Regions from separate parts of the Mus musculus genome. Here region 2 is linked to region 1. A link is a loop called in an ENCODE intact Hi-C map of the cell type or tissue named here. Cell type or tissue: left cerebral cortex. All regions are shown on one strand.

Region 1 (8,000 bases):
AGGAAGGGAGATAGAGGGAAAAAAATATATGTGCTGATTACCTCAGTCTTACGATGTATACAACCCATAAAGCTAGTCTGTAGAAATCAGGTTAGTGGTACCTATGATCCAACCGAATGTGAGACTGTGAGGGGGCAAGCAGGAATCGTGCAGGGGGCAGTTGGCCGTGAGAGTGCATTGGTGGGGGACATGTGCAGTTGTCCAAGCTCATCAAACTATATTCTGAAGATCATGCACCTTCTGATATCTTACCATGCCTCCCTGAAAAAATAAATAACTTAAAAGAAATAAAAGACTTCACAAACAAGGTGACCCCTTGAATTTGTCTGGGGAGCGGGGAGGGGGATGAATCACAATTCAACCAAAGGAGAGAGTGGGCAAAGGTGCGGAGGCAGGAAGTCCCTGGAATGGCTGTCACCAGGCCGATAGATAGGAGGGTATGGCTGCTTGCTTTTTCATGTGTGGCAGGAAGGGCAGGCCCCTGGGCAGGGACACCCTTAGCTGTTCAGGAAGTCACCTTCTTTAAGGACATTTTATTGATAACATATTCACAAATTGGCGGTTTTGGTTATTTCTTAAAATGAGAAATTCCCATAAATGAAAATTTTAGGATATTTTAGGAAATATAATAGTTATTATAACTTTATCTTAATTTTATTTTTAAAGCTCTCAGTTTTTCCCTGCCATTTTTACTATCTATTTGAAGGGTGGTTTCTCTTAGTTAATATTATTCTCAGATTTAGGGATTAGAATTATTTATAGCTCGGTACACATGCAAGTGCTGTTGACCTCCCTCACGCCCCACCCCCACCCCATATCTGTTCAGCATCCAAGGATTCAATCAAAATACTTCCTGCACAAACAACAGCAAAATGCACCGGCAGGCAGACTGCCTGCTTGCTGTGTGCAAGGTCCTGAATTCAGGCTCGAGTTTTGCAAAGAACTGTGAAACTCAGATAAAAATCCGAACCAAGATCAGAGTCTTGATCTTGCCAGGGATTGAACTCTGGGTTGTCAGCAAGCATCGTTGCTCGCTGTGCCTTCTTACTGGCCCTCCAAAGTTCTTGTTGTTTGGTTTTTGTTTTTGTTTGTTTGTTTGTTTTGTTTTTTACATATAGTTAGTATACTCATTTGGATATTATGAATTATCATTTTCCAGAGGAATAGTAAGACTTACTCATGTTCTCCAAGACATTTTTTTTTCCATTAGAAAAGTTGTTTATAAATACAGTGCTCAAAGTGCCATGCACACGAGCAGCCTATCAAAATGATCCATTTTTTATTCCTTTTAGTAAGGTAATTTCTTTGTGGACATACTCCCTGGTACCCTCCCTCCTGTTGAGGATATAGGTAAACAGGAGAAAAGACAAAAGCTGTCCTCAGTCTAGCACCTGGCTCCTAGGCAGCTGTGATAAAATACCCTGACAAAGCAAATTAAGGGGAAAAGATCCTTCTAGTTCACAGTTGAAGACTACAGCCAGGCGTGGCAAAGTAAGGCAGCAGGGGCTTGAAGCAGTGGTTACACTGTAACAGAAGACAGCAGGAACTCCTGTTACTGCCTGGCTCTCTTTCTAGGTTTATACAATCCAGGATCCCAGTTAGGGAATGGTGCCACCCACTGTGGGCAGGGCTTCCTACCTCCATAAATATAATCAAGATAACCTTCTCCAGCTGTGTCCAGAGACTAACCTAACCTGGATAGTCTCTCACAGCTGTGACCAGAGAGTTACCTTTCAATGATGCTAGAGATATTGTCAAGTTGATAGTACTAACCCTCAATTACAGCAATCGATAGTTCCTATCCCATCTCAATTTCTCCCTTGGCTTCTCATCCTCTCCTTTTCTTTCTTTCTTTTTTCCCATTTTCCTCTCTTAAGACTTTGTAGCATGGGCTATGGCCTTCCAGTGGGGGCCCACAAAGCTAGAAATAAACCTTTAGATAACTTGTCGTGATCATCAGCCTTTGATGGCTTAACTGTTCTGTTTGCTCACACCACAGAAAATCCGAAGGACCAAATCCCAAGGGGGATGTTGTCCCAGTGTAAAGAGACGAGGAGGGGGCATATGCAATAAGAGGAGGGCACAGTAGTGAGTTCAGGTGGAGACAGTGACACAGACAATGCTTTTGCCTGAAGAAGGTATAGAAATGTAGGGCTGGAGAGATGGCTCGGCGGTTAAGAGCACTGACTGCTCTTCCAAAGGTCCTGAGTTCAAATCCCAGCAGCCACATGGTGGCTCACAACCATCTGTAATGAGATCTGACTCCCTCTTCTGGAGTGTCTGAAGACAGCTACAGTGTACTCACATGTATTAAATAAATAAATTAAAGAAAAAAAAAAAGAAATGTAACGTTTTTAAAACCCCCTATCCAAAATGAACAGATTGGAGTTTTAGAACTTGTGGGTCTAAAATCTTGAAACTTTGTGTGGACCCTACCCCCTTAAGAGCACTAGAAACACAAAGGCATTATTGCACAGCGTGGTGGAGTAGGCGTGGCCGCACGCCTCTTAAGCCACCACATTACTCTTATTTTCTCCACATTTGACATCTGTTTCATCAGTAGCCACTTGCACTGATAATTAATGGTGATGAACACAGTTCTTAAGACAGTAAACCAGGGAAGGGTTTGGGGATGTAATTAGCCCTCCGCTATTTAACTAGCAACATATTCAGAACCAAATGAATGAACACCGTAATCCCTTCTCCTGTCTCTTTGATTTAGCCGCGTGGAAAACGATGCTGTAATCTGCCCTTCTACTCAGACACTAATTAAGGAAGTTACTCTTCCCTGTCTTTCATTATGTTGGAAACAAAGCAAAGCTGCTACTGGACACACCTTTAAAAACTACAGTGTGCTCAATTAATCTTCGGTGGTGGACGTGAGATGTTCCCGGCTTAGAAAGACTGGCTTGGCCTTGGAGCGGTGGTGGTAGAGGGGTTTCTTTTCCGGGTCCTTGTGGGTTTAAGGAAGACTAAGTCAAGAGAAGGGTTATATGCTGTCTGGTAGTGTTGTGAAGTAGCTTGAGGTTTCCTGCCTGGCATCCTGCCTATTTAAAGATGACTACAGTTAATCATGTGGACTCAAATAGATGAAAATTTTCTTTATCAGGAGAGAGGAAATCAGGAGCTCTGTAAATGTTTTAGGAGATAAAGATGTGTTCAGATTTGATTGTTACAGTTGCACACTTGTACCAAAATCATCACACACATCTCACAAGTGTGTATCATTTGTATTAATACAAATTTAAGACTTTAACCTTTAAAAGGCAAAAAGAAAACATTTAAAACAAGCTTTTTTGTTTTGTTTTGTTTTTAAAAACGACCTTTCTCAAGGCCAGCTTGGCCCACAAATTAAGTTCCATGAAAGCCAGGGTTGTTACACAAACCCAACCAAACGAAACCAAACCAAAAAACCCAAACAACAACAAAGACCTACCTTTCATTTCCTGAGGCAGTTACTTTTTAATAGACAAAGTTCTGAATGTATGTCCCTGCACCATGTGCATACCTGGTACCAGAAGAAGGCATTGGGTCCACTGGAGCTGGAGTTCCAGATGGTGGTGAGCAATGGTGTAGTTGCTGGGAATTGAACCCGGGTCCTCTGGGAGAGCAGCCAGCACTCCTAACCACTGAGCCACCCCTCCAGCCCCAGAAGTTAGTTTTACGAGACATTTGATGGTCTCACGCTTTTTTCCAGTTTGACTTCTAAGCAGCTCCTGGGGATTTGATGTTTTGACCTCTAAGTTAAGAGGATCCAGGCCCATTTTAAAAGGAAATGTAGAACAATTACAGCATTTAGCCGGGGCTTTTCTTGTGCCCCGGGAAATTTGTCACCAGTCCCCCTGCCAGACATGGTTTGGTGGACAGTCCTCCAGGAGCTGTAGATTGCCTTTGTCAAGATTGGCACATGGACCCCAGCGGTCTGGATGATGGGAACTTACATGGCCTGCTGCATGCTTTGAAGCCCTTCTAATCACTCAGAACGTCTGGAATTTTAAAATCCACCTCACTTAAAAAGATCACATTTTCCAATGATCCGAAGTTAACTGACTCTAAACACCAGTTTTAAAGTTCTAGAAAGGACCATGTAAAGGATGGAAGTTAATTTCCATAAGAAGACCACTAGAGGGCACAAGAGATCTTGGAAAGGAAAGGGTACTTCTCCCGCCTCCGCTGCAAGAGGATGAAAAAGAAACATATAGTTGGCAACAACTTTTATGTTGCCCTGTCCTATGTTGAGACACTGTTCTTGATGAAAGCATGATGTGACAAAGCAAGCTGTATTCTTTAGAACTAAATTGGATTCTTCCTTTTTTTTTTCAAATACACTACAGTAAAATGTATTTGTGACATTTAAAGTAGCAACTTCTTTTAATAGTATATTTTTAAGTCTAACTGGAGAGTGCAGCCTCTTTAGATAAAGAAGAAGCTTTGAGGCCAGCAGAAGGGTCTGGGACGTTTCTTGGACATGCAGGCTGCCTTTGTGCTGTTCTCGCCGAGCTGGGGTAATATTTCCCACCTGAGGATTTGCACAGTGACCTGGCTAGCAGCCTGTGTTACACACATCTCTCTGCCTCAAGGGAAGCCAGCCTGTGCCTTCCCTCTAGAATGCTGGTTATAGAGAAAGGACAAGATGTTGCAGCCATGAAGCAGTCTGCGAAACTGTCACCAAGAGGCTTGACCGGGTTGCTAAGAAGAGTTCTTGGGCTCTAGGGTGCCACCATGTACCTCCTGGCGAGGTGACATAGTGAAGGATGAATATGTTCGTCTTCCGGAAGGCTGGTTAGAGCCACCACACAGGGCATTCTTAGTTTTGCCACGCCCTAAGTTTGAAAGATACACAAATTGCCAAGTGAGTATCTTTGCCAGCCTATTGGTTGTAAGGCTTGAATTCAGCTCCATTTTTTTTGGGGGGGGGTGGGGATCTGGCATGTTTTTCAGGGTCTGATGGACACTTGAGTGCCCAAAAAGAGAACAAGTCTGTCTGGGCTAGACCTTCTGTTCTCCTAAAAGTAAAGTATTTTATAGTTGATAGCGCTGACCAGCACATGAATTCTCCACCCAAGCAGCACTCTGAATGAACATACAAAGGAATGGCTGCTTTTCAGAACTCTGTTTCTAGTCTTCTTTGTGCTGATGGAGTTATTAACCCCAGATTGGTCATCACCATGGGGATGGGATACACCCTGCAAATGGCAGGGTGGGGCGCCCAGTAAACTTGCCACCCTCGCTCACAGTGAGACGGGGCTGTCCTCTCGTCTGACCCCGGTAGGCAGTGCTCACAGCTTTAGAGTGCTGGCTCTTGGAGATTTTGCTGCATGGATGGTTCTCCTTAGCCGAGGTGTTCTTTCTGTGAGGCAGGCCTTTGTCATATGCCATTTGAGACTTTGAGGCTGATGTCATCCATTATCATTAGCGCTAAGGATGATGCAAGATCTTAAATTATCGATTACCCCAAGGAATGCATTTAGTATGTTGAGCAAGTTCCTCTATCCATTTTGGAGACGGGCTTAAGGGACAGTGTTCAGAACTCCAAGCTTTGGATGTTTGCTTCTTGTTTTTTTCCCAGGAGAGTTGCTATTAAGGTCCGATTTTGGACAGCTTTGTTATGTGCAGTGGAAGGTTCACGGCTAGGCTCAGGGCTCGCTGTCTCTCCAGATCTTTATTCCTGATTTTAATATTGAGTATTATTTGTTTTAGTTTAAGATTATGAATATGTGTTTCTTCGCCGTATGAAACATTTACAAACACACACACATATACACACTCATGAAAACTCAGAGCTACAATTTTATTAAGTACATATATAAATATACACTATATAATGATCAAATCTATGTACATCAATGTAGTTAACATCACCATCTCAAATTATTTTTTTCTTCTGTTTTGTTTTTGAGACAGGAATTCATTATGTAGCATTGACTGTCCTCTAACTCACTATGTAGACCAGGGTGGCTTGGAACTCATGGAAATCTGTCTGCTGTCCCCATATGCTACCCTGTGCTGGGCTTAAAGTCATACACCACCATACTCAGTCTCAAACTTTAAAAAAAAATGGTTTCATTTATTCTTTGAGAATTTCACATAGTCTATTTTGATCATATCCATTTCTCTCCTGCAACTCTTACCCAACTCTTGTATTCTCTCTCCCTCGCTCCCTCCCTCCTCCTCCCCCCTTTCAGCCTAGTTGTCTAGTTTATGTTGGCTGACTACTCCTGGGTGTGAGGCTTTCCCCAGGAGTCTCACTCGTTGAAGAAAACTGATACTGCCCCCCACCCTGGCACCCCAGCTGCAGTTGAGTGAAGCTAGCTCCTCAGCTAGGGGAGGGACTTTGTGCCCACTTTCTCTCTCCTATGGCTGGGATTTTTGTCCTGCAAACCTTGTGTAGGTCTTACGCATGCCCTTACAATCTTCATGAGTTGATATATGTACATTTGTCTTGTGTCTGAAAATCGCTGCTCTCTTGAAGTCACCTCCCACTTCTGGCTTTTACAGTCTTTCTGACAGCACTTCCACAGAGATCCCTGAGCCTCGAGGGAAGAGATAGAACACAGATATTCCATTTGGGGCAGAGCCTTCTGATGTCAGCTGTGCTCTGTACACTGACCAGTTGTGTTTCTGTGCTAACTGCCGTCTACTGCAAGGAGCGTCTCTGAGGAGGGTTGAGCTGTGCACTGAATCAGGCTCTGGGTTCAGACTCCTGGCCTAGAGGAATACTTTGTATTAACTGTGTACTTGGCTTTCTTACATTGATAGCTGTCTTAATCCACTTGCCTTAGTTAGTACTCTATTGCTGTGAAGAGTCACCACGACCATGGCAGTTCTTATAAAGGAAAACATTTAGCTGGGGGCTTGCTTCTAGTTTCAGAGGCTTAGTCCATTACCAACATGGCATGTAGCGTGGTGGCAGGCATGGCAGGCATGGTGCTGGTGAGGAGCTGAGAGCTACAGGCAGAAACAGCAGCACTGAGCATAGCAGGAGCTTCTTGAAATTTCCATGCCAGTTTTAAACTTCCAATCGCCCAGTGACACATCTACTCCAACCAGGCCACACCTCCTAATCCTCCTCAAGTAGTGCCACTCCCTGGTGACTAAGATCCAAATCTATGAATCTCTGGGCCCATTCTTCTTCAAACCACCATGCCACTTAAAAATGATTAGAAAATTAAATTATTTTTTCCAGTCATGAAAAATAACATATGAATATGCATTGGTAGAACCTTAAATTTTGGTAAAATGCTCTAAAAATGGAACTAGAGGCTACTTTCTTTTTTAAAAAATGTTATTTTTTTTTCGGAACAGTATCATCCAGGATTCTTTTTACAGGAAAAAAAGCCTCTTGTAGAGAGAAGCCCTTTTTTGCAGGTTAAGAGGGAAGGGAATAGAGTGTTCTAGGTTCTTTCTTTGCTGAGGGTGTGAGGCCTCACACAGAGAACAAACACTTGCTGAGAGGCTGCCATGGTGCAGGGAGCCGGCTACAGCACATCCTTGCTGCCACCTCACTGCGAGCTCTCAGGGTTCTCACCCCACTCCTTTCTTAACTGAGAAAACTAAGTCTTGACAGTGAAGTACCTTTGCAGGCTTCTCAGCAGGCCGCTGCAGAAGGAGAAGGAGGAGGGTTTTGCATTGAGCTACGTCCTCAGTAGCATCTCTTCCTGGGAATCTGCAAGGCGTGTTGACCAGGGTTCATCTTCCAGCTCTTATGTATGCCTTTCCCTTTGCTATTTGACTGTTTGGTATTTGGTATAGGTCTCTTCTTAGCTCTGAGGTCTGAGTCGCTGGGGCTTTTTGTTTGTTTTGTTTTTGTTTTGAGTCAGGGGTCTCACTGTATATTCCTGGCTGACCTGGGGCTCACTATGTAGTCCAGGCTGCCCTTGAACTCACAGAGCTCAGCTTGCCTTTACCTCCCGAGTGCCAAGATGAAAGGTGTGCATCACCATACTCAGCTGATGTTTTTGTTTTGTAGCCCAGGTGGTGATGGGGATTGTGCATGCCAG
Region 2 (8,000 bases), 460 kb after region 1:
TGGGGAATCGGCTGCAAGTTCAGGGCCAGCCTGGGCCAATGGAATCCCTTAGACAAGCAAGCAATGCTGTGTGAGCTCTTCGGGAAGGAAGCACACTGCCCTGCACACTAGACCACTGGAGCTTCTCTTCTCTCAGGTAAACTTTGTTAAAACTTTAAAGGATTAAAATTTTGTCTTAGAGGAAAGCCCCAAGAAACTGGTGCATTCTCCCAAATATTTAAGGCAACTTTTTTTCATTGTTTGTTTCTCCTGATAGTCCAAAATTAAACTCAGGGCTTCCTGTATACTAGGCAAGTATTCTACCACAACATATATATTCATGTTCCTAATGATCAACACAAAACACTTGAAAGAACAGAAAGTTTTCAGATAACATATTTTCTCATCTTTATCTTTGTTACAATATCTTATTTCAGGGGAGTTTCTAAGGAAAGTTTTCCCCCCTCATCTGCTAACTCTACTATCAGAAGACACAGGAGAACCGGTGACAAACAAGACAGGCTGTTTTCTGACTGACTCATGGGACTAGAGTGGAATGGCTGGCGCATTCACAGACACTGTGCCCACTGAGATTTGTTTTTTCACTGTAAGATACACTAGCACTGTCTGCAGCTTCAGTAACGACTGACTGTCTCCTCACCTTCCACACCCTGTTGCCGCAGAAAGCTAGAGAAACCTTTTAGAGTGTGCTCTAAAAGGGCGCCTTCCCACCTCAGTGGGGTCTGTGAGCAGCTAATAACCCTGCACACAGCTGACCAGCTTTCGTTCCCATTCCAACCCCTCCAGCTCTTCCCATAGCCCGGACCCCCTGCCTCTCATGCTTTCTTTCTGCCTCAGGCCTTACTTAGTGTCTTTCCTCTGGGAACTCTCTATCCCTCCTATTCCAGTCACTTCCGACTCCTCTCTAGATCCCAGGCTATTGAATAGCAACCCAGTTTCACTTCCAGAAGTCACATTCTTAAGGTCAAATCAAAAGGTAAATACCTGCACTGGGGAGACGGCTCAAAGGTAAAGGGCCAGCTGTGCAAGCATGAGGACCAGAGCTCTGATCCCCAGAAGTCGTGGAAAAAGCAGGATGAGGCAACATGGGGCTGTAACCTGGGGCAGGGCAGAGACAAGAGCTTCTTTAGAGCTCACTGGTAAGCTTTCAAAGATCAGCAAAACGTTTCACCTCTAAATAAATGAATACGATGGAAGTCATCAAGGAAAGATAACACAAGTCAACCTTTGGACTCCAGACTCGCACATATACACACTAGCAACACATACACCTACTACCTACCTACCTACCTTCCTTCCTTCCTTCCTTCCTTCCTTCCTTCCTTTCCTTCCTTCCTTCCTTCCTTCCTCCCTCCCTCCCTCCCTCCCTCCCCTTCTCTCTCTCTCTCTCTCTCTCTCTCTCTCTCTGTCTCATTTAGAATAAATGTAATAAGCAATACTACCTGCTGCTTATCCCCATCCCAAGACAAAACCTATGGCTTTGTACTAATAACTGAGGACTCAGTCACAATTAGTCTCTGTACTTGGGAGGCAGAGACAGGAGGGACCTGCAAGTTCGAGGTCAGCCTAGTCAACAAACTGAGTCTTGGGCCTGCCACAGAAAAAGAGGGAGACCCTGTCCTCACAATTAATCCACCAGTTAAGCAAGCAACCGAAGCTTCCACATACATACCTTGAGAGGAGTCTGAGTACAAGCGCTCAGTGATGTCAGAGGTGCTGCTGCTCCGGGGCACCTGCTGCTGTCCTACCACAAGATAGTCACAGTCGGCTGCGGCGGTGCTCTCTGCCTGCTGGAACTCCTCCACTTCTGAAAGCATTAACACAAAACACCCAGGACTGGGGGTGGAGACTATCCAGACCATTTCACACTTAACTGATTTCAAACCCTAAGTTTCAGATTTCTCTTTAGAAACTAGACCGTAAGGTGATCTGCGTGCACATCATCCAACTTCCTGCTCCTTATCAGTAACACTCCACGCCGTGAGGGAGTTTTTCTTAATTCTAGTTAACCTTTTGTTTTCCAGGTGAAGGAAGGGAGCAAGAGAAAATGATAACTCTGAGTCATTTGAAATCTCCCAGCAGGAAGGAAAGACTCAGCCGTGTAGGAAGTGCATAGATAAATAAGTAATACTTGAGGAGAGCACAACACTAAACTAAGATGAAAGGAAACAGGAATCCCAACTGGACCAGCTCTTCTAATAGATAATGTACAATGTGCAAAGTAAAGTGCTAGTTAATACTCAGATTACAATGTACAAAGCTGAACTAGTCACTAAGCACAAACATCATCTACATGGTATAAAGTGGAAAGCCAAAGATGAGCACTCAACATTAGATAACCTTGCTAATACTTTACATCCTCTACTCCCTTGGAGAATGGGTCCCCTTGTAGCCATTTCTAAAGTGCACAGTTCATTTGAATCTTTTAGAACCAGTCATGGAACCCTACCCCCTCCCCTTCCACTCCCAGCCCCAGGATTGTATCACCTTCTGCCTAGGTCATTTGAGTAGTCTGATAACTAGTCACTGGCTCCTTCTGTTTGCTATTTTCTACATGGCTGTCAGAGAGGCCCCTCATTTTAATGAAGGTGTGACTGTCTACCATCACTCAACTCTGTGCTCACCTGCACTGTGTCACCCCTACCTCACATACCGATCCCTACTCACAGTGCAGGAGTTCCCACTCTCTGTAGCCTCAGCAACACTGATCCTCTTGGCACCTGCTTCCTTCTTCCTCCTGCTCCACACTCCCCTCTGCTAATCTCAGCCCTGTTCTCTGCCTGTCATGCCCATGCTGCCCCAAGCATGTATACCTCTTGTTCTACATCCTGCATGCAAAGCCACTGCTCAGCTCCAAACTCACTGATGAGGTAGAAAAAAACAACTTCATATCCCATGTCACCATGTTTTCCAAAAATGAAAAAAATAAATCAGTTAGAGCCTTACTACATTTTAAACAGAGAGCTCCCAAGCTCTGTCTGTATTAGCTACACTGACTATGTCACCTGGTTGCTCAGCTGAAATGGAGAGTCACTGCCAATGGGTGATGCTCACCCCATGTGAAGTCCTCCCACCTGCATATAAGCCACAGTAAAGGTTCACTCCAGCCGAGGAGATGTGTGAACACAGGATGACTCTGAGATTTCCACAAATGATTGCTGCTCTGCTTTTTTCTACCCAAATGAAAATTCCATTTTCTACTACACTAGTACATTACAAGGCCTCAAAACTATGAGCTTTGTGTGAGTCGTCATTATGAATCAAAGTTCCAACTAGACCATAGTTTAAAGATGGATGATAATGGGAACCTGAGAAAAAAGACAGGCCAATATGGCATGAAGGGGCAGTCTCATCTTTCTCAGGTCATCTTTGCCTTCTCTTGAGTATTTTTCCATAGAAGTCACACAAGGCTTATGCACACACTGCAGTCTACCCATACAAAGCAAAGACTAGGCTCTTTTCACAGGTCTGCTAGAATATTTAGCCCCAGGTCCCTACACTCTAGGGCCAGGCCTTCCGGTTATCTTCTTACTCTATATCACAAGATGGTGAAATGATACTACTCTATTTGTCATTCCTGTATCAGTAGAGGGAGCCCAAGAGCTTCCAAACTTCCTGAAAAATAATTGGCCAAAAATAATTGTGGACAGAGGGAAGAGAGGGTTTTTTTTCTTTTCTCTGAAGCCTGGTGCCAAATACTGGTGGATGCCAGTTTCTGAGTTCTGAGCAGAAGTAAATAAGAACTGAGCCAACTCTGGCAGCATCTTTGTAAAGATAAAGAACATCGCCATCTGGTGGGATGCAACACAGCCACAGCACCATGGCTTCCAAATTAGAGTGTCCCCACTGGTCCTCAGCACAGCAGACGGAGGACACAGAGCCTGCTACCACCAGCTGTCTGCCTTCCCAAAAGGCAGGCCTAATACATCTTTTAAGGCTTTGTTTTTGCAAAACTGTTAAGAGGGACTTCTCAGATGGAGAAAATCCAAGCCTGCAGAAAGAACTGGAAATGGCAGGAATGGAAGAATGGGCGAGAGAAGCGGAAGGAAAGGAACAGCCACATTCCTTGCTGTGTGTTACACTGTATTCAGCGAGAGCTCTATACAAGGGACAGGAGAATGATGGTTTAACACCTTTTCCTTCCTAATGGGTCTCGGGCTCCCTCTGCTGGCACGATGTTGTTGAAGAAAGTTCATGTTGGGCTGAGGCTGCTCCCATTCTACTGTGTCCATCTGAGTGGCTTTTTTTTTTTTAACTAATGAAAATGATTTTCCTACTGATGTAAAATGTAAAGACACAGGATTTCCTTTCAAACAAACAAAAAAAATGACATCTGAGTTACAAAACAATTGTGCAATAAATTTAGATTTGATGCATCCTGTTTTAAATGTCACACAATTTTTGTTTAAATCACTTTGAAGAACAGAATTCTGCCTCAGACTCAGTTCATTTATCCTCTGTGAAGTCTAATAACACTCGATCAAAAGCACTAACTTTCCTGTCTCTTGAGGATGTAGTTTCTCAACACCATTCCTAACCCACTGTTTTCTAAAGCTCCACTAAAACCATCAGCAAAATGATCATAAGGATTCGTGGCTTTTACCCCCACTGAGAAGAGTCAGCATGACTGAAGTAAATGTGTATGTTCTGCAGCTAACTTCTATTTTCTCCAGATGTCTGTCTACTTTTCATTCACTCTTTAATTACAGACTTCCTTATTTCATCTTATTAAATAAGCAAAAATTCTATGTTCCATTTATCCCTCATGCAAGGATGCACAAGCACAATTAGAATGTAAGGTCCTAGTTTAAAAAATACCACTGGTGATACCAACTTGATCTCACAAAAGCCCAGGAGATGCTTTCCATTTAGCACTCTCCATGTCCACAAGGTCCTGCTTCCTGAGAGTAAGTTAGTCCAGGTCCTAACTGGAAGAACTTCCATGGAGCTTGTGGAAAGACAGAGAGGCAGCTCAGCAAGGCCTCCCCTTAGGTCCCATATACTGGGATAAAGGAAGACAGTCTATCTGCTAGTTATAACCATTACAACATTCCCAAAAGAAAAAAGAAAAATCTACCCTTGCATAGCATGCAAATGCTACAGACTGATAAATGTCCCAACAGAGAAAAAAGTAACACTGCAAGACAAGCGGGAGGGACTGTTTTCAAGAAAAAGAGAGGGGACTCCCCAGCTGTCACAACTACTCCCAAGGTGCACAGATTTCTCCCTACTCATATTAATGGAAGTGGGTCATTTTGACTCTCCCCAAATTTAAACACCATTTGCTTCCCACACCTCCAGATCTACTACCATTGCTTCTATTATTACAATTCTGGTGGGTTGACTCACACAGATTAGAAACCAAAACAAAGACTTCTGCCATAATAAAAACAAAACTAGCAACCACTGACACAGTGAAACTAAAAGAAAAGCAAAAAACAAAAAACCTCAACTTGTAGCCAGCAAGAAGGAGAACTGAAATGACTTACTTATCATTTAGCTGCAGCTTAGCAGTAGATCGCCATCCACTCAGAGGTACATCAGAACACAAACCATGCTGCAAATTACCAGCCAAGTAGAATGGCTACTCACTTCTCTCAGCCTAGTCTACTCACGGGACAGTCACAAAGGACAATGGTATCACACTAACTAATAAAGCACACCTGGAGTCAGACTGAGAAGGCACTCATTACTGTACCTGTCACATCAAATGGCAGTAGCAGTTTGTCCTTAAAGTCACCCTGCTATAAAATCAGTGAAGATGGCAGAGATAGGGAGACACAGACCTGCTCCAGCCTGCTCCACTTTACAGGGCTATTTGCCCATCTGCACAATAGATCCTTAGGTCTGACCATCTTCTGGTCTAGGCTGCTTCCAGTGAGGATATTGAGTAGGATCTCTGGCTTCTACCTACCAGACAACCAAAAATGTCTCCAGATGTTGCCAAATCATTCCTAGTTGAGAGTCACTGCAGAAAGTCACTCAATTTCTGCTGGTGCCATGTACACACACACACACACACACACACACACACACGAAGAATTTGAGTGAATGAAAATATAACTCTGAATAAGAACAAAACTTTTACAAATGAAGAGATATTAATAGGAAGAATTTTTTTTTTCTGAGAACATATTCCAGAAAAACAAGTAAAAAAAACTTAAATGTAACAGTACGGAAATAAAATAGAGAAAGAAATAAAACTTTTTACATTAAAGATTTCTTTTTGGTGTCAATTAGCCAAATACCTAGCAAATTCTTTCCAATGCCTCATTCATCACCTCTAAGAAGATGCCTTTCCTGGACAAGCTGATCCGCAAGCATTTACTGCTCAGCAGCCACTCACCTGAGAGTCCCCCTCCGATGCCAGCAGCCTCACTGTTTTCACACTCAGTGTTTACTAAAGAGAGTTTCTAAGCAACATTATAGTCCCCATTCTCAGTTAAAACTAACTTCTTTCCTCATGGTATTTTACTTCAGCTTTGATTTTATTTTGCCAAACTACAATGGTGCTACAGTGTCTGAGCTATAGAAACTGTACTCACACTATCTCCAGTACTGAAAACATCTTAATCTATATCTATATTCAGAACATAAAAGGAACATGAAAACATTTCCCTCTTAAGATATAATTCACCTTAAAATCACTGAAAAATATCTCTTTGTAGATTTAATTATTCAACACATAAAATAAATTCCCTTTGAGAAGTGACTAGGCAAAACATGAGAAAACTAATTTTTGGTATTACAACACCCTCCTTTGTAACTGGCACAACAGTGATTACACACAGTGGTAGGACACAGTGTGGCATCTTGATGCATGGACAATGTGGGAGAAGTGACATTGGAGCAGGATAACTCATGTACCTATTACCCTCTCATTTACGTGACAAGCTCATTCAAAATGCCCTACTCAGGCCATTACAAGATATACAATAGATTATTACTAACTCTATTCACATTGCTGTGCTAGAGAAAAAAATACACATAAACTTAATCCAGTTGAATTAACTGGGTGAAGTCTAAGAACAAATGTTTTGAAAATTAGCACTGGTTAGTGTTTTTTGTTTTTGTTTTTTTTTTAATTAAAATCTCTATTACAGCCATGAATCTGATAACTAGCAGGATTGTAGAATTTTTGACTACCTAATAGCTACTAAACATGAACTACACAAAAACAACAATTAATATTTTTTGAAATTTAGCACAAGTGCAACAGACACCTTCTGAGTGTGACTGGGGGTGGCAGGAGGGAGAAGCCAGGGGGTGTGGACGGACACATGAGACAACAGTACAGTACCTGACAGCCTGTGAGAGCAAGAGGAGTAAGAGAGACCAGGTAAGAGAGCGCTCACGGTATGGAGGAGGAGCGGGACGCTTTTAGTAGCAGGCAAAGCCTCAGAGAGGTGGACACAGTTGCTGATAGACTGGCTTCGCTTAGCTTCCAGGAGAGATAAAGTAACATTATATCAGAGCACATCAAGAGCTTTTTCCACTTCTAAGTTCTTAAGGTGCTGCGTTCCCCCAAACATTTAAAGGAAGCCATTTTAGGCTTTAAAGAAATCAATAAAATGAGAGAACTAAATCACAGTCTCTAAATACAGCCAACCTTGCAGCCAAACACTGATGACTTAGAATGGTTATTCCACAAAAAGAACTAGTTTCATTTAAGAATGCTTCCTTTTGCTGCTGTGTATCAGAGAGCATCAGAATGATGTCTGGTTGCTTGCTCAGCATCATCATTATTACATTATCAACACATTAGTATCTCTTCCTAAAGGATACACATACAAAGACCACAGTGAGAAAAGGAAAATCTGGTCCAAGACAGAAATTTTTCTATTACATCATAAATAATTCAGAAATTGATTTACTGAGAGCCGAGTGTATTTAAAAGCTAATCATTTAGCATTTAGTATACAAGATATCCCCAAAGCTCATAAATATATGACTCAGTTATACATTTTATTTGATATACATGAAACCTATCTTTTTATATT

What was found. Hi-C counts contacts between places; a loop is a spot of excess contacts. Peaks named below come from ENCODE experiments on the same cell type or tissue, not always from the same donor. Only the 100,000 strongest peaks of a DNase experiment are listed, where the experiment ranks them.
Region 2: it touches region 1 in a loop (11-fold over the local background); 35 of 42 quality-filtered maps call a loop at or near these places.

What each region holds. Positions count from the first base shown.
Region 1 is chr2:145,953,508-145,961,507 of GRCm38, forward strand. All of the region lies in intron 6 of Cfap61 (cilia and flagella associated protein 61), which reads left to right. Among named protein-coding and RNA genes, the nearest start is that of Cfap61, 23 kb to the left of the region's middle. In left cerebral cortex, a CTCF peak has its summit at 4,124 (motif pointing right); a DNase peak (open chromatin) is centred at 4,157.
Region 2 is chr2:146,411,062-146,419,061 of GRCm38, forward strand. It overlaps Ralgapa2 (Ral GTPase activating protein, alpha subunit 2 (catalytic)), which reads right to left. Exons shown (of 41, transcript NM_001033348.3): 17 at 1,673-1,807; 18 at 985-1,098. Among named protein-coding and RNA genes, the nearest start is that of Ralgapa2, 97 kb to the right of the region's middle. In left cerebral cortex, CTCF peaks have their summits at 3,603 (motif pointing right) and 4,168 (motif pointing left); DNase peaks (open chromatin) are centred at 3,804 and 4,142; H3K27ac peaks cover 270 bases.